2 separate regions of the Mus musculus genome follow, and region 1 is linked to region 2. Evidence: chromatin loops called from intact Hi-C (ENCODE). Cell type or tissue: left cerebral cortex. All regions are shown on one strand. Links, peaks and the distances in the headings refer to the core of each region. The heading gives the core; the rest is flanking DNA.

The links. Peaks named below come from ENCODE experiments on the same cell type or tissue, not always from the same donor. Only the 100,000 strongest peaks of a DNase experiment are listed, where the experiment ranks them.
Region 1: it touches region 2 in a loop (2.1-fold over the local background); 2 of 42 quality-filtered maps call a loop at or near these places.

What each region holds. Positions count from the first base shown.
Region 1 is chr8:34,329,566-34,341,258 of GRCm38, forward strand. No RefSeq gene overlaps it. Among named protein-coding and RNA genes, the nearest start is that of Gm33831, 51 kb to the right of the region's middle. In left cerebral cortex, for the core only: a CTCF peak has its summit at 4,732; a DNase peak (open chromatin) is centred at 5,505; H3K27ac peaks cover 340 bases.
Region 2 is chr8:34,234,083-34,245,775 of GRCm38, forward strand. No RefSeq gene overlaps it. Among named protein-coding and RNA genes, the nearest start is that of Gm29243, 23 kb to the left of the region's middle. In left cerebral cortex, for the core only: no CTCF peak of the experiment used is centred there; a DNase peak (open chromatin) is centred at 5,546; H3K27ac peaks cover 883 bases.

The DNA.
Region 1 (11,693 bases), core at 2,964-6,963, 95 kb after region 2:
AAACTCAGGAGAAACACACATGAGTGACCGTCTCTGTCCAGATAGATCAGACTGTATTACAGTTCACAGAATGCACTTCATCAACAGCATTTAGAAAACATCAATGGTGTGTGTGTGTATAAGTGTATGTATGTGTGTATGTCTGTGTGTGAGAAAGATAGATAGTTGAGTTAGTTGTCATACATGAAAAAAGAGAGGTCCATTAGACTATCCTGGAATAGGATGTATAGGATCCTATAAAACTTTGAGATTGTATTCACAGATACAACACAACATTTATAAGTTCAAAGGTTACAAAAAGGCAAGTGGGAGTAAGCAGTTTCAACTTAAATAAAGGAATTCTGGGAGAATATGAAGACAACAAGGATTAGCATTACACTCAGCCAGAAGACTGCCTTTAAAAGCAACAATGTGGGCATCAGATTTGAAGACAAAGTACTTATTCCTACACAGACAAAGAAGAAAGGAAGTGTCTGCAGGCTTTGCTGGGAGGGGTGCAGGGTTGGTGAGATAGGATGGCACAGTGAGTGTTGGGAGTGGCATTGTGAGAATGGCTTCTGTTGAGAAATCTAGCTGCCTCTGAACAGGCACAGACCGGCTATGTGACCTCAGTTAAGGGTGCTTCAAGTACCTTCTCATTTCAAAGAAGCCAGAGGAGGTCCTCCCAGGCTCCTTGCAGGCAGAGCCTTGGTATAGACTGGGAGAATGGGGGATGGGATGAAAAATGGCACCAATGGGATCCCTCCATCAACTGATGACAGAGTCACCTGGAGCCCAGGAGAGCCGTGGTCCAGGAATGAAACGGTGTTGAGATGCTGCTGTCTGTAGTTGGCTGAATGACGGCCTCCAAGATGTGATGTCTGAGTCCCAATTCTTGGAACCCAGGCTCAAAGTTAAAGGAAAGAAACAGGGCTTTTGTCAAAGTGATTTAGATTAAGGATTTTGAGGCGGTGAGGTCATCCGAGATCAATTGAGTAGACCCCAACTGCCATCTCCACTGCAGATATGATGTGATCTGTCTACGCATGCTCCACCACCGTGGGATCCACCTACTCACTCTCCACTGCTGTCACGCCTTCCCTGACTTGATGGTCTGTCTCTCTTCTTACACCATGAGCCAGAATAACCCTTTCCTTCCCAGAGCTCCTCTGTATGATATTTTGCTGGGCAGTATGAGAAGTAAGGGCTGTAGAATTTCATCACTGTGAAAACGATGATCCCAAAGTCCTTGATATTCATGGGTGGGGTCTCAGACACTTGATGAGGATCATGCTCTGCTCTGTGTACACTCACATAACATCCCTGTGAGCTACAAAGTTTTGATTCGATTTAAAAAATAGTTTACCTTGAAGTTACAGAGACAGACAGACAGAGAGACAGACACACAGACAGACAGACACACAGTGAGTCCAGAGTCATGGAATTAAAAGACTTATGAGCAAAATAACCTTACTTCTCTTCTTTCTAACTCCAGTTCTACTCTCTGGACAATGCTCTCAGCTCTGCAGGTCTTAGTTTATCCTTGTCTGGTCCTGTGCTCATGGACAGAGTAGCATGGCTGGACTTTGTGGTCCAGATTGAGGGTGGATATTCCTGCTTCAAATAATTGATTATAAAATCCTCTTGCAGGAGTGCCCAGCAGCTTGGATCTTGGTGGCTCTAGATGCTGTCCAGCTGACAGCCAAGATTCAACCATCACAGGTAGCTGTATATTTTGTCTTTTAAGTTGCTGCATAGCTTTCCCAGAGTAGTTGGAACATTTTTTTTTTTCTCCTCACCAACAATGCATGAGTGTTTCAGGTTCTCTCTGTATATATTTTAAGGGACAGTGTGACATAACTGTGAACTTAACCTTTGTTGGTGTACCCTAGGCGGTGCCGCTCTGATTCTGAAAATAACAGTTGAGCTGTCTGAATCACTCAAAAGCAGCAGGATCCTGCTAGCTAGCCTGGTCTGGCCCCTCAGCAGTGGTGAGGTACTGGGGACCAGCCAAAAGGCACCCCTGGGGGTTGCAGCCAACTCACATGCTGAGAGGTCTTTGGATGGCCCAGGTCCCTCCCAGAGGTTTGCTGTCTATAAGTCAGGGCTGTGGAAGTGTTATCTTTGGTTTTGAGCAACTTTTGCCATTGTGGATGCAAGGGGCTCTTTATTTTGGGGGATGGGGGAGCCCAAGCACAGATGTTACTATTAAAAGCCCCAGTTGCATGGAGGGCTGAAAGTGGCGACAACGCAGAGAAAATGTTGTCTTCTGATTCCTAAGAACAGAGCCAGATGGAGGAGCCTAGCTGGGAATAGGAGGTGGGGGTGGGGTGGAGAGGGGGAGTGTGGCTAGGATCAAAGCCAGAAAAGAGGTGGCTTCCCAAAGAAAACCCCATGCCAGTTGCTGACGGGGGATGGGTGCCTTCCATCAGAGTTATAGAAAGCTCAGCTATGGGTCAAGCTATGGGCTTCGTGTCCAAATGTCTAGGTCCAACCCTGCTTCCCACCCTATGACCGTTAGCAGTGATGGCTGGTCTCAACTTGATTAATAGAGAAGTGCCTAAGGCATTTGTAAAGCACACCCCTGAATGTGTCTATGGGGGTGTTTCTAGAGATAGTTAGGTCTTGAGAGTTGTACCTGATGAAAGGTTTACTTTGTAGTGGATTAAAATGCCATAGACTGTTAGGAGGTGATGGAAATGTGGGAGGTACGGTCTGATTGGAGGAAATACACCACTGGGGGCTTATACTTGATGGCTATTTCCTGCCTTTCTTTCTTCCTATGATGCTATTCTGTGTCTTGTCCACCATGATGTCAGCCATTGTGACCCACCATCCTGGCCCAAATGGACTGAAATCTTTGGAACCATGAGGTGAAATAATTCTCTTTTCCTTGTTTTTTCAGGTGTTTGGTCACAGCTAGGTGAAACTAAATAATAAACCACCTGTGCAAATTAGCCAAGCTTGTTTGACTTTTTCAGGTCTCAGGGTTCTTAGCTCCAAAATAGGGTTGCTAATGGCGGGCTAAGAATTTACACTGAAGATGACTGGGGACAGTGCATGCAATGTCCTCAGAATGGTTCTCAAATTTGCCTACGAAGTAGAATTACCTGGAGATCTTTAAGGATCTCCAAAGGCTAGGGACTGAGGTTACTGACACTGGCCTAAGGGGTACAGCCTGAAATGCTCCCTAGATAACATACTGTGTTGAGTATTTTTCCCCCAACTAAAATTCATGGCCTTCACCAAACTTCAGAAAATGGCTATTATTTGGAAATATTAATAGTTTCATTGCAGGTCACAATTAGTTAAATAAAAATCTAGTGTAGCTTAAGCTAGACTAAGTTGTTATATATATATATATATATATATATATATATATACATACATACATACACACACATATTTATATATAGTTATAGTTATGAAAGGCTTAGGCATAAACAAGATGGTGTGAAGACACAAAGTGTTTCACAGCTGACAAGTTGACAGATGCCTAGGATGTCAGCTAGCAATTACCAGAAGCTGGAAAGGAGGCAGGGTTTACCCTTCCTCAGAGCCCTTCAGAAGGTTTCCTTGGCATTAGGAGTGTTTGCACACAACCTTGAGGACCTGAGTTCAGATCCCAGCACACATGTAAGAAGCCAAGTGTGACTGCTCAAGTGTCTATAAGGTCAGTGCTGGTAAGGGGCTGGGAGTGGGGCAGTTAGGAAGATCTCTGCGACTTGCTGGCTGCCAGTCTAACCCCAAAAACCATGAGCTTCAGGTTCAGGGAGAAAGCTGCTTACATGGAATAAGGCAGAGTCATAGGGAAGGATACCTGGCTTCTAGCCTGCACATATTCCAACACCACACCAGCACCCATATTTTCATAAATATATCTGTCTCTGTCTCTGATTCTCTCTTGAATCATGAATTAATGAATGTCTGTTGTTTTCAGACAGCAGACATTTGTGGTATTTTGGTATAGCAGCCATTATAAAAAAAGACCTCATGTAATTATTATAAGGTTGTGGACAAAGCTGTCAGTACAATTACTCAATAGATGTGAACTTTATTCATCATCTTGCAGTGTATTTATTGCCTTAGTCATGTGCAAGAATATCAGACTGGAACATCTTTGTTATTGTTAGTGTGTGAGAGGAGTCTTAAAGAATCTACTCCCTGGGATTAGAGAGATGGCTCAGTGGTTAAGAGCATTGGCTACTTTTCCAGAGGACCCAAGTTTGATTTTCAGCATCTATATGGTAGTTAACCTTTAATTCCAGTTTCTGGCCTTCATGGGCAATGCACACATAGGGTACAAAAACATACATGCAGTCAAAACCACCATATATATATATAAGATAAAAATAAGTAAATCTTTAAAAATAAAAGAACCTCACTCATCAAGCATGGATCAACCTCACAAACCAAAAGGGTAGTTCAGAGACATTTGTCCACGTGAGCTCTAGTGACTCTGTTACTATGACAAGTTGGGTCATGGGAACCTTCGGTTCACTGTTTCTGCTTTTGATGGTCAAACTATTCTACAAAGTCACCTTCTCTCTGATATATTGACTCATCAAGAGCCAGGGTCAAAACTTGCTTTCTTTTTCCTTCAGAGCATCAGCTTTTGGGAAACAAAGCCAGGTTGATAATTTTACTTCCTGGTGTTCTGCTCTGTCTTATCTTCTCTTTGAAGAAAAGAAGCACAAGAACCAAGAGTGGGGACTGGGGAGCAAGGAGCCGCAAGGCCTGAAGTACTACTGGTCTACCAGCAGGGGAAATCCCCATCACTTATTGATCCAGTGATAACATTCTCCCAGAACTCTTTGCCATGACAATGGACTCCAGGAGGCCTTTTCCTGTGATTCGGGGAGATGGACAGGTTCTGGGGCTGAAGTTTTGCATCACATATGTGTTAGAGTGAATCCTGTTATTTACCTCTTTATCTTCCATTTCTGGTATTCAAGGGGATTCTCAAACTTCAGCAGCCAACCGTTCTGTTTGCTTTGGACTGAAGGATTTCAGGGACCTGGGCATTTCCTTGCTAAAACTGGTAAAGTCTGAAGCAAGCTGGGTCAGTCTGTCTTTCTCTCAGAATTTTTGTTTTCCTCTGAGACTAACATTTTGGGTCTCTGTGTAAATTGGCCTTTGCCTGTTTCTAGTCTGCCACGTCTTTTCTTTGCTATTCTAAAGAGGTAGCGGCAGTCACCTATGAGCAAGACGCTCCCTCCACTTCCCAGATTGACCTGACTCTACTCTCCTGGCTGGACAGCTTTGCCTTTGGGAATGAGCATCCTGGCTCTGGAGTCCATCTTCTGGGCTGCTTCCAGGCTTACCTGTTACCACAGCTCACCATCACCAGACTGTTAGCTGTATCTTGTCTGTTGTACTGAGATCATTTTAAATTTATGTGTCTGTTTATATTCATGCCAGTGGGTGGATTGTCAATGAGCAACCCGAAACGGAAAGAAGACAGATTTCTCTATCGGTGGATTAGCTGTCAGTTGCTGGCAGAGTGAAGAGAGCTCATGAAGTGTGTGTGTGTGTGTGTGTGTGTGTGTGTGTGTGTATGTGTGTATGTGTGTGTGTGATTGGATGGGTAGGTGGTTGAGTGTAGGAAAGAGAGGAAAGGAGGAGGGATACAGTAGAGAAGACCATCTGTTCCTTGGAGCCTCTTTTAACTGTTCCCTCCCTTCTTTCCAGTAGCTACGTCCTTGGTTACCATTGTCTGGGACAGACTTTGATTTTAAGATATTTCTGACTTAGCTGTTGACCACAACAGTGATTCCGATTTTTGGTTCTTTTCTCTTTGAATTAGGTTTCCCACAGGGAGACGGAGGAACAAAAGAAACAGATTTTACTCACTTGGTTTAACTTCCTGGGTTCCATTCCTAGAGATGGTCCCTATAGCTTTAAGAAAACCAATTAGCCTTTTTCGGACCCTGATATAGTTGTCTCTTGTCAGAGTATGCCTGGGCCTAGCAAACATAGAAGTGGATGCTCACAGTCGGCTATTGGATGGATCACATGGCCCCCAATGAAGGAGCTAGAGAAAGTACCAAAGAAGCTAAAGGGATCTGCAACCCTATAGGTGGAACAACATTATGAACTAACCAGTACCCCGGAGCTCTTGACTCTAGCTGCATATGCATCAAAAGATGGCCTAGTCGGCCATCACTGGAAAGAGAGGCCCATTGGACACGCAAACTTTATATGCCCCAGTACAGGGGAACGCCAGGGCCATAAAAGGGGAGTGGGTGGGTAGGGGAGAGGGGGTGGGTGGCTATGGGGGACTTTTGGTATAGCATTGCAAATGTAAATGAGCGAAATACCTAATAAAAAATGGAAAAAAAAAAAAAAAAAAAAAAGAAAACCAATTAGCCTTTTTCATCGTCAGTTGCTTTGTAATAACAAGAACCCAGGCCACATGAACATGTTTTCAAAGTGTGGTACTGATGATGATAATCCTAGGGTATTCTCTATATTATCCTCTGCCCAAAGACCTAACGCAAAAGCAAGTGAAGGCATGTAGTTTATAGAAGAAAACCAACACTGATTACTCTGACAATCTGCCTTACTTGCTTATCTACCTCTGAAAGCCTGAACAGAGGTCAGAAGCAGATGTGGGTATCATCCTTTGCCTTGTTCTCTGGAAGCAAGTCTCTCAGCCCACCTGCAGCTGGCCTAGCAGCCAACAAACTATAAGGCACACTCCTGTTTCCACCTAAGAGCACTGAGTGTCACAGGCACATGTGCTGATACATGAAGCTTTTTTAATGTGGGTGTTGTGGATTCAAACTCGGCTTCTCATGTTTACTTAGCAGGTACTCTTCCTCGATGAGCCATCTCCGCTGCCCACAAGTACTTTATGGTTATGTCGGCACATGTGGTATTGGTGTGTGCACCATGCATGCGATCATACCGGCGAACCCATTGTGCACATATGCACATGTGGAGGCCAGAGCAAGATGTCGGCTGTCATTCCCTGTCACTCTCTACCTTATTCCCTCAAGGCAGCCTCTCTCAGTGAATTGGAAGCTCACTGTTATGGATAGCCTGGCTGACCCTCCAGCTCCCCTCATCTGGCTGCTTCTGCCCTGCAATGGTGGAGCCACAAGCATGGACAGCCACGCCCAGGAATCCTGGGATTCAATCTCTGGTCCTCACGCTGGCAGAGCAAGAACTCAACCACGCATTATTGCTTTAGCTATTAATTTCCTTTTCACGCTTTGGGATAAGGCTTATCCCAGCCCCATCAAATGAAAAGGAAAACAGCTTTGATTTAGACAAACACTGCAAATATCTCACAGAATTCTCAATACCCTGTGCCCAGCTCTCCTGTTATTGACAATTTACATTATTATTATATGCATGAACACCAACACCGTCTTCATATTTCTGTAGCTTTTCTCCAACCTCTCTGCTTTCTGTGCCAGAATCCCATCCAGAATTCTGCATCACATTTAATTCTCTTAGGTTCCCAAAGGCAGGGCCAGCTTCCCTTTTCCAACTACCTCTTTGTCTAGTGTGTTTTTGTTTAGTTGATTTCCATTATTTCTTCTTATACTGAATTCAATTCATTCTTAATTATTATTATTATTATTATTATTATTATTATTATTATTATTATTATTATTTTAGCTTTCTTTGTTTTGAGACTGGATCTTACTATGTAGCCCTGGTTGACCTGGAATTCACTATGTAGACCAGGCTGGCCTTGAACTCTCGGAGATCTGCTTGCCAGTGTGTACCAACACACCCATTTTTTTTTTGTTCTTCTTAAAATGGAAACTTATATACATAATTTTTAAATTTTATTTTTCAATATAAGCACATCAATCTCTAATTTCCCTTTAAATTCATTTTTAAAATGATTAGCAATCCGGTAGAATTTTTTTCTAATATCATGACTGATATCTCCTTTTGACCCGTAATTACTTAGGAGTGTTTTGCTTAATACACAAATAATTGGAGGTCTAGCTCTGTCTCTGTTGTTTTCTAACTTAAAGCAGTCAGTGCATAGTGTGAGTGGAATGTTTAAATGTTTCAAGGCTTGCTTTCTGATCTGGTATATGGTCTAGCTTGGTAAGTGATCTCTGTATGCCTGAGAAGAGTTGATATGATGCAGTTGTCGGACTAGCATGATACAAATGTCGGTAACATCAGAGTGGTTTGATGTAGCTGTTCTGATTCTCTGGATTCTTGTTGAGTTTTGTCTTGTGGTTCTACCAATCCACTGAGAGAGAAGACACCGTGTGTGTGGACTGGTTACTTCTCCCGTGAGTTCTGTTAATTATGTTTGTGTGTCTGAGGCTCTGTCATGGGGAACACAAACTGTCATTTAGAATAAACTTGGTTATCTCTGAGGACATTATGTGCCTTGGGTCCACTTTATCTCATCTTAGTATAGCCACAGTTTTGGGGATGGCATGTTTTTAGTTCCATCCAAGGTATGTCTCTTCTGACTAATATATAGTTGGGCCTTTTGTATTTTTCCTTATAACTGTGAACTTGTAACTCTACTCCTACCCCAAATTTCTCCATTTTAAATTCCTTATATTAATGTGGTCTGTTTTCTGAACACATTCCATTCTGTGAATGAACCAATATTCACACATTGTTATTGGCTAAAGGCTATCTTTACACTAGGAATCACTGTTGGTATTGTAGGTACTATCAAGTTTGATAAATGCCATGTAGCTACTAGTGTAGGGCCGCTGTTTTATTGCCCCCAATTCCCACATGTCACACATTATGCTCCTTTTCTGAACTCCTTGCCGTGATCCATCCTTTGTTTCCATAGTTACCTTTCTCCAGAATGCTAACTACTTGGATTAACACAGTAAGTTGACTTCTCAGACTTAGCAATATGAAGTTAAGGTTCCTTTGCATCTTTTGGTGGTCTGATCATTTTTTATTACTGAGTAATATTTCTTATTAGTGCATATGGCAAATACAGTACATCTTACCTATGGAGTCTTTAAGGACCGGTTCTATTGATGCAGGAATTAAAGGGATGCTATAATAATAGGTTCTGCAGAGGGAGATATGACATGGCACGGAGGAGGCATCTAAGAGGAACTTCTAATGTACAGGCTTACCCAAGCAGATGTGGAGGGAAAGAGGTGAGGAGAGGAGAGAAGAGGAGAGGAGAGGAGAGGAGAGGAGAGGAGAGGAGAGGAGAGGAGAGGAGAGGAGAGGAGAGGAGAGGAGAGAGAAAGGAAAGACAAAAGGAGGGGAAGGAGAGAAGATGGAGAGGGATAGGGAAAGATGAACCGAGAAGGAAGAGGGAGAGAGGGGAGAAGATGAAGAAGAGTCAGAGAGGGAGGTTAGAGGCAGAGTAGAGATCTAGGCCATATGCGAGTGCTTTTCTTGGGGGCTAAGGTGAGTACACACACAAAGTGTGAAGGAAATTCACTGGTATGTTTGAATGTCATTGTGTCACAGATGGGGAGAAGAAAAGGAATCTGTGTCAGGGGCTGACCTTATCAACCTGGTACACATGGCCACCTGGTACTTAGATTCTGTTTGGGGCACCAAGAAAAGAAGTCCTTAAAATTCACGTATTGTATGGATGTGTCATAGTGTTGATTCAGCTGTTGAAGGATATCTTGGTTGCTTCTAAGTTTTGCCAATTATGAATAAAGATGCTATAAATATTTGTGTGTGGGTTTTAGTGTCGATATAGTTTCAGCTCACTTGAGTGAATTCCAAAAAACTTGACTGCTGGGCTTCATAAGTGTGGTTTTTTTTATTAATTACTTTCTGACAATTTCATATGTGTATATAATGAATTTTAATGTTCATCTCAATTACTGTCTCCCCCCCCCATGAATCGCTTCTTCTTCCCAAGTAGTCTCGCTATTTCCATGTCGTGTGTGTGTGTGCATGTGTGTGTGTGTGCATGTGTGTGTGTGTGCATGTGTGTGTGTGCATGTGTGTGTGTGTGCATGTGTGTGTGTGTGCATGTGTGTGTGTGTGCATGTGTATATACGTGTGCACATGCCCCACTCAGTTGGATTAGGGTTGCTTTAAGAGTATGGGTATGGGGTATTTAATAAAGCATGGACAGCTTACCACTGGCTACACCACTCTCCCTTCCTTGACAACTATTAATGGTCAGTAGTTCCTCAGGAAGGGGTGGGACCTCACAAGCCCCTCCCGCTTCCATGACAGACTACCTGTGGGTCCAAAGTTATGTAACCACAGCTGCTGTGAGATCAAGGGTGCAACAAACATGTCCTGCCTGGCAGACAGCTTTCTACAGTACCCCTGTCTTCTGGCTCTTACACTCTTTTTATCTTTCTGCTACGGAGGACCACATTTTGTGAAACATTCACAGACTACTGTTCTGTATTCTCAACAGCACTCAAAGGGTTCTAAGATGCCACATGCTCGCCAGAACTTACCGCTATTTGTGCTTTGGCTTTTGGCTACTCTGTAGGTGTGTATTGTTTTATAATACGTCATGTGGGATTTCTCTTTATGGGATTATTTGCTGCCTGGATTGTGTGTGTGTGTGTGTGTGTGTGTGTGTGTGTATGCGAACTGTCCATTAAGATCTTTTGCTCATTTTTATGTTAGACTGCTGTCTTAGTTTGTTCTATTTATGTAAAGAGACACTGTGATCACAGTAACTCTTATAAAGGAAAACATTTAAGTGGCTTATAGTTTCAGAGATTTAGTCTCTCACCATTGTGGTAAGGAGCATGGTAGCATGCAGGCAGACATCATGGTGTGCTGGAGCAGTCAGGAGTCCTACATCCAGATCTGCAGGTAGCAGGAAAAGAGAGAGACACCAGGCCTGACTGAAGCTTTTGAAATCCCAAAGCCCACCCCTAGGGACACATCTATTCCAACAAGGCCACACCTCCTAATCCCTCTCAAATAGTGCCACTCCTCAGCGACCAAGCATTCAAATCTAGAAGCCCATGGAGGCTATTCCTAGTCAAACCACACAGTTGCTTATTCTCTTATTCTCATGTTTTAAGAAGTATCTGTGTATTTGATGAATCCTTAATCAAATATTTGTTTTGGAATAATTGTCTCAGAGTTTAGTTTCTCAGAGGGGTTTTCTGGGAATGGGTCTATAGAGCAAGTTTGAAGAAAGGCCAACTTAATTTTTTTAAACATAATTATATGGCACATCTAAAAATTTATTAGGAAACTCAAGGTCATCTACATCTCTTATGCTTTTGTACAGTTTTAGATATAGGTACATGGGTTGAGTGGTGGCACACACCTTTAATCCCAGCACTCAGGAGGCAGAGGCAGGCGGATTTCTGAGTTCAAGGCCAGTCTGGTCTACAAAGTGAGTTCCAGGACAGCCAGGGCTACACAGAGAAACCCTGTCTCAAAAAGAAAGAAAGAAAGAAAGAAAGAGAGAGAGAGAGAGAGAGAGAGAGAGAGAGAGAGAGAGAGAGAGAGAGAGAGAGAGAAAGAAAGAAAGAAAGAAAGAAAGGAAGAAAGAAAGAAAGAAAGAAAGAAAGAAAGAAGGAAAGAAAGAAATTGTATAAGGTCACTATCTATTTTTTGTATGTATACTAGATGTCCAGTTGATCCAGCAACATTTGTCATAAAAAAAGAAAAGGAAACAGTAGTTATGCTTTCTCCACTAAGCCTTAGTTCTTTGGTCAAAGATAGGTCATGGTTGTGTGGGTCTATTTCTGGGTCTTCCATCCACTTGGTTGATCTGTATGTTTGTCCCTTCACCACCCCACATTGTT
Region 2 (11,693 bases), core at 3,414-7,413:
CCTGAGCTCTTGAGAATGGCCTGAGGGTCTGGAATCCTTCTGGCTACGCAGATCCACTGTCTGTTGTTTTCAGGTTTTTTGTTTTGTTTTGTTTTGTTTTGTTTTGTTTTGTTTTGTTTTGTTTTGTTTTGTTTTTCCCAGCTTTCACTGTCTCTGGTCATCCATGTTTGTCCTGGCTGCTCTCTGTAACTCTTTACTACTGTTGGTGACATTGCCTTTGCTTCTGCATAGGGCTTTGCTGTCACCATCTCAGCCTGTCCTAGTGTGGTAGTGTGATGAGAATGGCCCCCACAGGCTCATGTGTTTGCATGCTTAGTCATCAGCCAGTGGCACTTGACAGGACAGGGAGGCGTGAGGAGGAAGTAGGTCACTGGAGGTGGACTATGAAGTTTCAAAAGCCCATGTCAGACCAAGTCTGTCTGTCTGTCTGTCTGTCTGTCTGTCTGTCTGTCTGCCTGTCTCTGTCTGCCTACACACTAGGATGTAGCTCTAAGCCACTGCTCCAGTATCTGCCCTGTTCCCTCTCATGATGGTACTAGACTAAATCTCTGAAACTGTAAGCAAGCTCCCAACTAAATGCCTTCTTTCACAAGAGTTGCCTCGGTCATGGTGTCTCTTCACAGCAACAGAACAGTGACTAAGACACCCAGCAATGAGTAAGATCAAAACCAGGCAAGGAAAGACCACTTGAGAGAAGCTTTCTATAGAGTGTAATGTGGCAATACGAGACAGAACAAAAGGTGTCTCCTTGTGAGCCAAATAGCCCAAGTTGGTAACAAGAAAGGGGGTTGGATACGAGTGTCTGCACCAATCACAGAAGTTCTCCAGCAAGAATGGACTGTTTGTACCATTCATAAGACTTCTGCTGGGGACCACAAGAGAAGGGCTCCTCCTGGGCTAGGTAGAATGACTACGGGGTCATCTTCAGTTCACTGGGCAGGTGATGGTAAATGCCCTGTCCAAACTGTGGAAACAATGGCTAAGATACTCTTTAAGTTTGGGTTTTAGTGCTGTAAAGAGATACCATGACCAAGGCAACTCTTACAAAGCCAAACATTTCATTGGGACTGGCTTACAGTTTCAGAGGTTCAGTCTATTATCAGGGCAGGAAGTATAGTAGCCTGCTGGAAAAGGAAATGAGAGTTTTACATCTTTGTCAGAGAGCAGCCAGGAGACTGTCACTTCTGCACTGGGCAGAACTTGAGCATAGGACCTTGAAGCCCGCGCTCAGAATGACATACTTCCTCCAACAAGGCCACACCTATTTCAAAAAGGACACACCTCCTAATAGTGTCACTCTCTGTGGGCTGAGCATTCAAACACACGAGTCTATGGGGCACCAAACCTATTCAAACCACCACAGACACTGACTTCAGGAGTCAGAGGTGTGCTTTGGCAGCAAACAGCTGTAGTTTCTGTACAGATTCCTCAAGTGTCTGTGAAGTGTCCAGAGCACTAAGGGAGCCCAGTTGGCTGCTTGGCTGCTTGTCCTTCACTCCAGACAGTCACGGAACTAGGGCAGGGTCTCACAGTTGTCAATTTAAGGAGTCAAATTCCCCAAATCTTTATTTAAAGGAAAAAAATGTCCATTAAAAAGAGGCAGTTATGCCGAGGCTAGAGTCACATCCTGACATGGTACTTGGTAGAGGCCTTTAGTATCCCTTCTAGTGCCCAGATCAGAAACATGGTGGGAAAAAAAAAAGAGGCAATTACAATAAAGATCCATCACCAATAGTGATTTAACAGTGTTTAAAAAATCTGTACTGGTTGGTTTTGTGAGATGACTTGACACAAGTTAGAGTTGTCAGAGAGGAAGGAGTCTCAGTTGAGAAAATGCCTCTATGAGATCCAGCTGTAAGGTGTTTAGTGATCAGTAGGGGAGGGCCATGCTTGGGCTGGTGGTCCTGGATTATATAAGAAGGGAGACTGAGCAAGCCAGTAAGCAGCACCCCTCGATGGCTTCTGCATCAGCTCCTGCTTCCAGGATTTTGCCTCTGTTTCACTTCCCATCCTGGCTTCCTTCAATAATGAACAGCAATATGGAAGTATAAGCCAAATAAACCCTTCTCCCCAGCTTGCTTTTTGGTTAAGGTGTTTCACCTCAGCAAAGGAAACTCTAAGATAGTGTCCTAACAATCTCCTGTCTAATTGCCCAGGGACAGGTGGACCTGTTAATAGGTCTCACTGTTAATTGTTTTACTTAGTATCTATTTAGGATCCAAGAACTAGGGGGGGTGGAGGGGGTGGGCAGGGAGGGAGGGATGAGGGAGAGAATTGGCCAAATTCAATCGGAGGACATAGCAGATGTCCTTAATACCAAGCACATGTAGGTACAACAAGCCTTTGCAAATTTCAGTGGATAATTTTATATTTGCTGGAAGAGACACACAGCTGAAAGAGGACTTAGGATATTTAAAAATAAAATCTCCTTCAAAAAAAATACTGGAGTGTTACAATGGTGACATTTCGGTTACTTCTGGCACTATTTGTAGCAAATAGAAACATGTCACTCATGGTGCAAAATACACTTTTTATTCAAAAAGTTTAAATAAAGTAGGCATGGTGTCACTCAACTGTAGTCCCAGCATTTAGGGGGCTGAGGCAGGAGGATTGAGGCTAACCTAGGTTATGTTACATTGGAATTTCAAGGCCACACTGGGTGAGACAGCTAGATTTTTGTCCGAGAATAATTACATATGTATTCATACATCTATGTAACAAATAGTTGCATTCAACAGTGTTTATTATTCATATGAACTACATATAAAAGTGTCTATTGACATATACACATGTATGTAGATGTCTATTGGATGTGTGCTCTTTAAGAGACCTGGTATTAGGGCTATTTAACATTTATCCTATCCGCTCCTACCAGTGCCCCAGTGACACTAACACTAACATCCCTTTTCTTTTTAGCCTTGCATTGCCTAAATCCTCTTCCCAGCTGCTATTAACACGAGTTAATAGCACCATTAGGCCAGTGTTAGGAGGAGACAAAGGGCACAGTATTCTTTCCTGTACACTTACATCATTGACCCATCAGGGCTGTGTGAGAATCACCTTCCTACAAGTCATGGTGAGGTAGTCTGCCTCCAGTGACAGAAAAACAAAATATCGGTAGTCGGGCCAGGGAGGACTTTCAAGAGAGCCTGGTGTATGTGCAAGACTTGGTGAAGGATCACTGAGATGGCTCAGCTGGCAAAAAAAAAAAAAAAAAAAAAAAAAAAGCTTTTGGTACAAAATCTTGAGGACCTGAGTTTGATACCTGGAAGCCACAGTAGGAGAGAGCTGACTCCTGAATGTGTCCTCTGACCTTTGCATTTATGTGTATGCCCCAGTCTCACCCCTTCCATTCTGTTAGCTACTTTCTTAATGAGCCCAGAAGGTCTTCCTAGAAGAGCAGCAGGTGGCAGAGTAAATTCAATTGCAGATGCTTATTAAATGAATGAACGAGAAGGATGGATTTCCATGAAAGGAGATGGGAGTGGAATGTGGCTCACGGAGCAGAACGTGGCTCACCAGCTCGTCTTCTCCTTGACCCTTCCTGGCTGCGGCATGATGATTGGTTACAGTAATTACTTAGAGCAGTGATCCCTGATCCACTTAGAGACTCTGCTGAATAATGGACTGAAAGAAATACAAAGAGTTCATCTTCAATTTCAGACCCCATGTAAGCTGACAAAAAGATTCCATGTCTTCAGGTTTGCACCAAGTAGACCTGCCCCACCCCTGGGGCAATTTCTAGACTGACTTTCCCTTTCAACCAATTGCCAATGGTGGGCAGCCTTACCTCCCAGCAATTTCCCAGTTCTCTGGATTTTTCATTGAGTCTCAGCACAGTTGGAGTTGGTCCTCATCCCTGTGTAGAAGTTCAGTAGAACTGAAAGCTCTGGAGTAAGTGCCTCTTTTTAATGGACATTTTTGTTGTTGTTGTTTAAATTTAGATTTGGGGAATCTGCCTCCCTAAATTGACAACTGTTAGACCCTGTTCTGGTGCCTTGACTGTCTGGAGTGAAGGACTATCAGCCATGCAGCCAACTGGGCTCCCTTCATGCCTGTTACTAGCTGCCCGGCACACTTCACAGACACCCTGAGGAAGCTGTGCAGAATTGCAGCTTGTCTTTTTGGTACAATGAGATCCATTCTACCCACATGCAGAATGTGGGCCTCTTTACCCCAATTATGCCAGCCTGGCAGGGCAGGGGTTGGGGGCATGAGACTTGAGTTATTGGGATAAAGGAATGGAATCTTGAGTTTAAAAGCACTATTTAGTGTTGCAGGGAACATTTCTATTATGTAGACCTTCAAGTGGTGATGGCCTACAGGGTCTGGCCTTCTGTTATCTATATTGGAAGGATTGTCAGCAATAGGAATTGTAAAATTGAATCAAATAATCCATGTTTACTTGTCTGTAAACAAGTATCCATCTGTACTTGTATCTTGGTTACATAGGTAATATCTGAAAAAAATTTTTTTTTCAGTTTTAAGCCTGTTTTAATCAGGAAGAGACAGGCTTGTCTTTTGTAAGGAAGACCTCATCCCAGCTTGTGCAGAACCAGGGGAAACTGTGCATCTCAAATAAAATCTAGGGGGAGGTGGACAGTGTTAGGATTACATGCAGTAGCACAGGTTGAGTTGGCTGTTGTTTTGGTTATTATTAAAAAATTGACAGCACCCTGTATACGGCAATGGCTCTGATCATTTTACGTGTGTTAGCCTAGTGACTCTGGGAGGCATGGGCCTCATTTGCTCTTCTGTCACCGTGATAAATACCATGGCCCAAAGCAACTTAGGGCAGGCAAGTATTCTCTTGGCTTACAGGATTTAGCCACCCTTGGGGAATGCTAAGGCGGAACACAGAGGCAGGAGCGGAAGCAGAGACCATGGAGGAACACTGTTTACCAGACTGCTCAGCTACTTTTCCTGAGTGTCCCAAGTTTCCCTGCTTAGGGATGCCACTGCCCATGATGGGATGGACTGGGCCTTTCAACATCAACCAAGAAAATATCTCAGAGCCGGGCAGTGGTGGCTCACACCTTTAATTCCAGCACTTGGGAGGCAGAGGCAGGGCTAGCCTGGTCTACATAGTGAGTTCCAGGGCAGCCAGGGCTATACAGAGAAACCCTTTCTTGAAACCCACCCCTCCCCCGAAAAAAATAAAAAAATAAAAAACAACAGAGATGTGATCACAGGTCAATCTGATGGTGACAATTCCCAGGTGGCTCTCCTTTGTGCCAAGCTGACAAAAAGCCACCAGCCCAGACACAGAGTACCCTTTTCCAGCCTTTAAGAACATTATGCAAGCATACAGAACTCATAAGTGACAAGGCTGGGATTTGAACCTTGAGATCTGCACATTTATGCTATTCTGTTCTGATGACTCAGGAAGATTGCCTGCATCTAAAATAGATCTGCTGTATGAATCAGAGAACCATTTTAGAAAATATCTGCTCCAAATGTGAAAAAAAAATTATAAGGGGATATTTCCTCTGTAGAAGAAGAGGGAGCTTTTATGGGAAAAATATGTGAAAAGCCCAGGAAAAGACTCCATAAAGCTAAATATAACAGCTAACAGATACTAGGGTGGAGGCAGCAAATGATGCATTCGAAGCCATGGAGGAAGAGAATTCGTGTAGAAACAACAGTTGTGAAAACGGCTGAACTGCACGGCGTCCAGGAATAGGCTATCAGAAGCGGTGTGCTGGCTGCTGTGTGACATGTTTTGGAGATCCCAGTTCTTGGAATAATAATTAATCTGCAGGGGAAAAAATAATCCAACCAGAAATGCAAAAGCATAATCCAAGAAATAAGGGAGAAAAATGTTTATTCTTCTACACATGTTTTTAGCCTAAAAAGTAGATGGATATAGCATCAAACTAACCCCTAAATACCCGTTTATAGCCACAGACCAAGGCTACCCTCAGCCTTAAACAGAAAAGCCTTTCCTTTCAGTGACTGGAGTGAAGCACAAGAACCCATGGGTGTCCTAGAGGGTCCCTAGAGGACAAAGGGCTGGGCTCTAGACAAGAGTTCCTCCCACCCTCAGGGGACACTGCTGAAAGGGGGAAAGAAGCCATTAAGAGCTGAAAGATGGGGGAGGGCTGTGAGATACCATCGTCTAAGCAACACAAGCAAGAACCAACGGTGACCACAGACTCACAGTAGCTGTGGCACTGGGTCCACGAAAGTCAGGTCCTAACAGTCAGCTGTGGAGGGAAAGGATTTGTAGGCTCTTACCATTTATTGGCAACCAACAGATTCCGAGAGAGAAGAAGGCATGGTAGCCAATTGAATAGCCATTGGTACACGTGTGTGTGTGTGTGTGTGTGTGTGTGTGTGTGTGTAGAAACTGATCAGTATGCATAGTGCACATGTATGAAGTTGTGAAGGAACACAATTTACTAACGAAAATGGTGAAATCCGGGGCTGTCCTGCTTTCTGCCAGAGACTTGACTCATTCTGTGGCCCAGCATCCCCACAGCATATAAATTCATCCTATTAGTCACGTACAGCCCTCTTGGTTATCAGGTTGACTTACCGTCATGGTAACGTATGCTTGTGTTGAAGTAACGCTTATTCATTTACTTAGCAATGGCCCCATAAGAGTTGTGATGCTGGTAATTTTACTGTAGTATATAATTATAATCACCCCATTTTTTTTTTGTTATATTGTACTGTCTCTTACTGTGCCTGATGCATACTTTAATTTCATCCCTGGCAGGTATGTATAGGAGGAAGCAGTATACACAGAGTCTGATACTATCTGCAGTTTCAACCATCCACGGGGGGGGGGGAAGGTCATGGAATGAATACCCCATGGAGAAGGGGGCAGGTAGGTGTAGTTCTTAGTTAAAATAGAAAAACAATGGCAAAATAATTAACAAGAAGGCATACAACAGAAATGGAAGGTGTATTTATAGTATAAAAGTAGCTAATTGGCTCACTATGGTTTTTTTTTTTCTGTGTTAACTCATTCATTAGATAGGAGTTTTGGAAGAGACAGAAATATATTTGAAGTCTAGATCTCTCTAGATGTGGCTGGATTTAAGGATGTCACAGGTCTCTCTGTGTATCTCTGTCTGTTTCTATCTGTTCCTCCCTCCCTCTTTCCCTTCTTCTCTCCCTCCCTCCTCCTCCTCTTCCTTTTCCTCCTCCTCCTTCTCCCCCATCTCTCTCTGCTGTTTCCTGCTTTGACTTCACTTTCAGGCAGCCTTTACTTTATGGCTCCAAGGCTGGTTCCTAGGCTCTAGCCTACACACTTGTAGCTAGCATGTCAAGTGTCAATGAAGGTGATGCCTTCTTCCCTGTGACTCTGCCCAAAGTCACAGGGGTGAATTCATTATCTTGGCTGGGGCTGTAGGCTTCTATTTAGAGAGGTGTGGGTCCACTTAAAACAAGAGTAGATGCCTCCAAATGAAGAAAGGAGCCAGTGTTTGCTCCACTAACACCACCAACATTTGTAGATGTACTATTAACATAAGCTGGGCACCCTGTTGTTATATACATCGTCTGTTTTAACCTCACAACACACTTCAGGTCTTTGTCATACCCGGGAGGAAATGAAGATGAAACAAGTGATCCCTGGTCTCACAAACAGGGAATTACTCAAGTCAAGACCGTGTCTTACTCCAGAGTCTGAGATCACTCACCACTCTTCCGTTAAACACGAAGCAAACATTCCTGTCTTTCTAGCACCAGCTAGTGTGTGCTTCTGTGTGTCTCTGTCAGTTATAGGTTTCTTTGCTGTCCTTTCCTAGTTGTAAGGCTTTTATACAAGATTGAAATATTGCTATATGCCCATGAATTGGAATTCTTTTTGTATACTTTTGATTCTAATAAACTATTTCATTAAGTTCTCTTTCACCTCTTTTAAAAATAATAATTACTGTGTATGTGTGTGTGTGTGTGTGTGTGTGTGTGTGTGCTTGTGGTTGTGAGTGTATATACCATGGTGTGCTTGCAGAGGACAGGTGGAGTGGGTCCTCCCATCTCGCCTTAGTGTGGGTTCTGGTGATCAAGCTCACATCGTCAGGCTTTTGTGGCAGGTCCCTTCATCTGCTGAGCCACCCCTCATTTTACCTCTTAATGTTTGCTTATGTTACGCCTTCCTTTTTGATAACATTATAAGACATATCATACATACGAAAGAAAGCATATAACACCACATTTAAGTAATAGTAATAAATTAAGATGCATGCATCTCCCTGCATGAAAAGAATGTTTCCAGGATGCTTGAAGCTTTTGGAAAGAATGATATGTATGTGTGTGTCTGTGTGAATGATGCATGCCATGTGTGGGTATAGGTGTCTGCAGAAGCCCGAAGAGGATGTCAGATTCTCAGGAGCTGTTACAGGCAGCTGTAAGCCACCATGGGTTCTGGGTACTGATCCTGGGTACTCTAGAAGAGCATGATGTCACCCCTCTAACCCTAAATCCTTTTTAGAGACAACCACTAATTTGACTTCAGTTCTTTCTAGTTTTACTACATATGTCATAGTAACTGTGTGAACAGAGGAAAGCCATGTAAATTCCTTGCTCCAGTTCCCTCATCAAAACTGGCTTCAAGGGAAACACTAACCAAGATATCTGTCTTGTGTTTAGCTAATTCTTTCTTCAATTCAATCTAATCTGCTATTTAACCTTTCATATCCTCTCTCCCACATCTTCCTTCTATCTTCCCTCCCTCCTTCCCTGCTCCCTTCCTTCCTCCCTCCCTTCTTTCCAGTGTTGGGAATCAAATGCAGTGTTTCATGTATATCAGGCAAAAGTCACATCTTTAGTCCCCACTTTACTGAAAAGAACTTTCTCTAAAGCATATTAAGTCCATATTTGATAATCAACATCTGCTCTGTCATTCTGATTGTTGTTTTTTGTTTTTTGTTTTGTTTGTTTTTTGTTTTTAATACTCCTGCTCATAGAATTTTGTCTCCTATTGTTGTTAGTGTCTCAGATACACTTCGTGCAGCTCATCTTAGATCCATCCTAAAGTAAACTGAAGTGTGGTTGAAACAGTCAGTTGTCTCCTAGTATTTGCTTTCTGTTCTCCAGTACGAGTAGCTGTACGGCTGCTCAGCCTGAAGATGGTAGGTTCTACTCCTTTGCTGGTAAGTGTGGCCATCAGTGATAAATGGCCAGTGGGATTTAGATTATAAACACATGGAGGTGGCTTACTGTAAATGCCTATGACATGCCAATACTTACCTGTGTCCCTTCTACCACTTCCTTCTTCCATCCTGTGGAGGGCCATGTTGCTGAGGTCATACTTTATGACAACATTGAAAGTGGCAGTAGCTTAGTCCACCCAATGTGGCCAGGTGTACAGCTAGAGTCTCTAAAATTTTATATTACAGAGAAATAAACTATCCTAGTTAATGTGTTGTTATTTTTTTCCCCAGGAAATCTGCCATTAAACCCAATTTTGACTTACTGAGACTCAGGAAGACTTATGGGAGCTACTCTACTTGGGAAGAGGCAGAGTAAGGATTTGAACCCAGTGCTTTGTGTTGGAGTAAAAAAAAAAAGACTGGATAAAATGAATTTTAACTTTTTTTGGTAATAAAACCATTATTATATCACATAAGTAAGTTTTTCTAGGCTTTTCAGGCTCCTTTAATTCTCCCTCAACTATACCTATCTTTCCTCCCATCAATTCCTTAACATTGGCTTTTTCATGCAGGCCCCTTTAAAACTGGCATTGTGTCAGTTTAAATAAGAATGCCGCCCCACCCCACCTCCATAGGCTCATGTCTTAAAGATTGGCTCCCAGTTGGTGGAACTGGTTGGGAAGGATTAAGTGGTGTCGAGCGCGCCCCCAACTCGCCAGCAAGAACGACGCTGCTACAGGATCCTTCTGCACACGTTTATTCAGTCCTATTTCTTCTTGTTTATATCTCCCTTGTTTATATCTCCCTTGTTTTTATATCTCTCCCTCGTTTATATCTCCCAATAATAACAATCCTCTCTCGAATAATAATCCTCCCTCTAACCCGGGCCTCTCACTCTTATATACTCTCAGTTCCCATCCACGCACAGCAGGCCACGCCACCTCACCAGGCACGCAGCTTCAGCTAATCAGGGCAGCAGGGGCAAATCTCCACCAAATTGGATTCACCTGAATCCTGGTACACCTGCGCAGCACTCAAGATGTTTGTGTCTTATATGAGGAAGTCAGGTGCAAGTCATATGACTTAGCTGCAGTACCTGACACCTTTGGGACTGCCGCCACACCCGCTCCCCACAATTCCCCCTTTTTTCTTTTTTGGCAGAGAGAATGTCTGTAGATAGCCCCCCGCAGCCATGCCCCTTACCCGTCCTTGGGAGACAAACAGCATTGGTTTGATCCCTGTCTTAGGTTGGTGACATGCCCAGGGAGTCTTATCACTGACTACCTCTCTATTATGCCAAGCCACACCTGGGGAGATTGTGTTTTGCTTGCGGCAGGTGCATCAAAAGGCCAGGATGTTAATTAACCTATGGCCAGATCTTAATTGCTGCAAGCAAGCCTCATGGGTGAAGGTAGAGGTCTGATCCCCAGTGTGCAAGCATAGGGGCCCTACACAAAACCATCCCTTAGGCTCATCACCCAGAGAGGTCTTGGCCAGCTCCCGTGTCGTTTTTCCTGGGGGAAGGGAACTAGGACACTGAACCTTCATGCAATCAGACGTGCCTTCCACAGGATGCCAACAGCAAGCTATCCTCTGTGCAGTGCTTAGCCTCGCACCCCACGGCATAACGCAGCATAATTTCTTTTAGAGCGGCAAACTGAATCTGAGGAGATTGTCCCGCCTCCACTGCAGCAAAAGCCTACGCTACCATGGCGAAAGTGCGGGCCGCACACTCTGCACCTAACACATGTGCCAAACACACAACACACACACACTATAACAAGCATACATCCCAGGGCTCTCATCCCCGCTCATCTTCCCTGAAGCAAGGGATAGATAGCCAGAGGGGCTATCTCTTTAAGGGGAATTCAGGGATCAAAAAGCGTGGAAAAATTTGAATGTCATGTCGAGCTGGTATCGGCTTCTGGAATACCGAAAGGATCTCCCATCTCTGCTCCATCGTTTGTGCTTGTGGGACCATCCACCACATCCACAGGGGCAACTGGATCAGGAGCCTCATTCTTGCAGCGTCTCACCAATCTCTCCGGCACCCAAAGAGGTTCCGTCTGGTCCTGTGGAAACACACAAACAGACCCTCTCGCCCACGTCAACACCTGATCCTGTCGATCCTCTCCAAATCTCCAGACAGAAGGTCCACCTACAGGTGGCTGCTGAGGAGGCATAGGGAGGCGGCACAAAAGCTAATTTGCCTTCCTCCTCCACCTCAGCTCTTTTATTTTGTCCTTTCTGTCCACCTGATAACACTGTGTCTCCTTTCTTTTTCCTTTTTCTTTTTAAGCCCTTTTCCTCTTCCGACATACTTTCTTGTTGCTCTGTAAGGATTTTCTGACCTGTCTTGACTGCCTCTACACACAGTTTCAAACAGTAACAGAGTCCATATATCAGAACAAACAAGACCAAAACTATCAGACCTACCCACAAAGGGTCAATGGGAGAAAAAAGCATAACTACACAGCGAGGATCTATTGATCACTACACTGAGGTTATCATAGTTCCTTAATCTATCCTGAAACCGTGAACCTTAACTTGTCCCAAAGCCATGAACCTTTAGTTACCTTGTACCTGCTT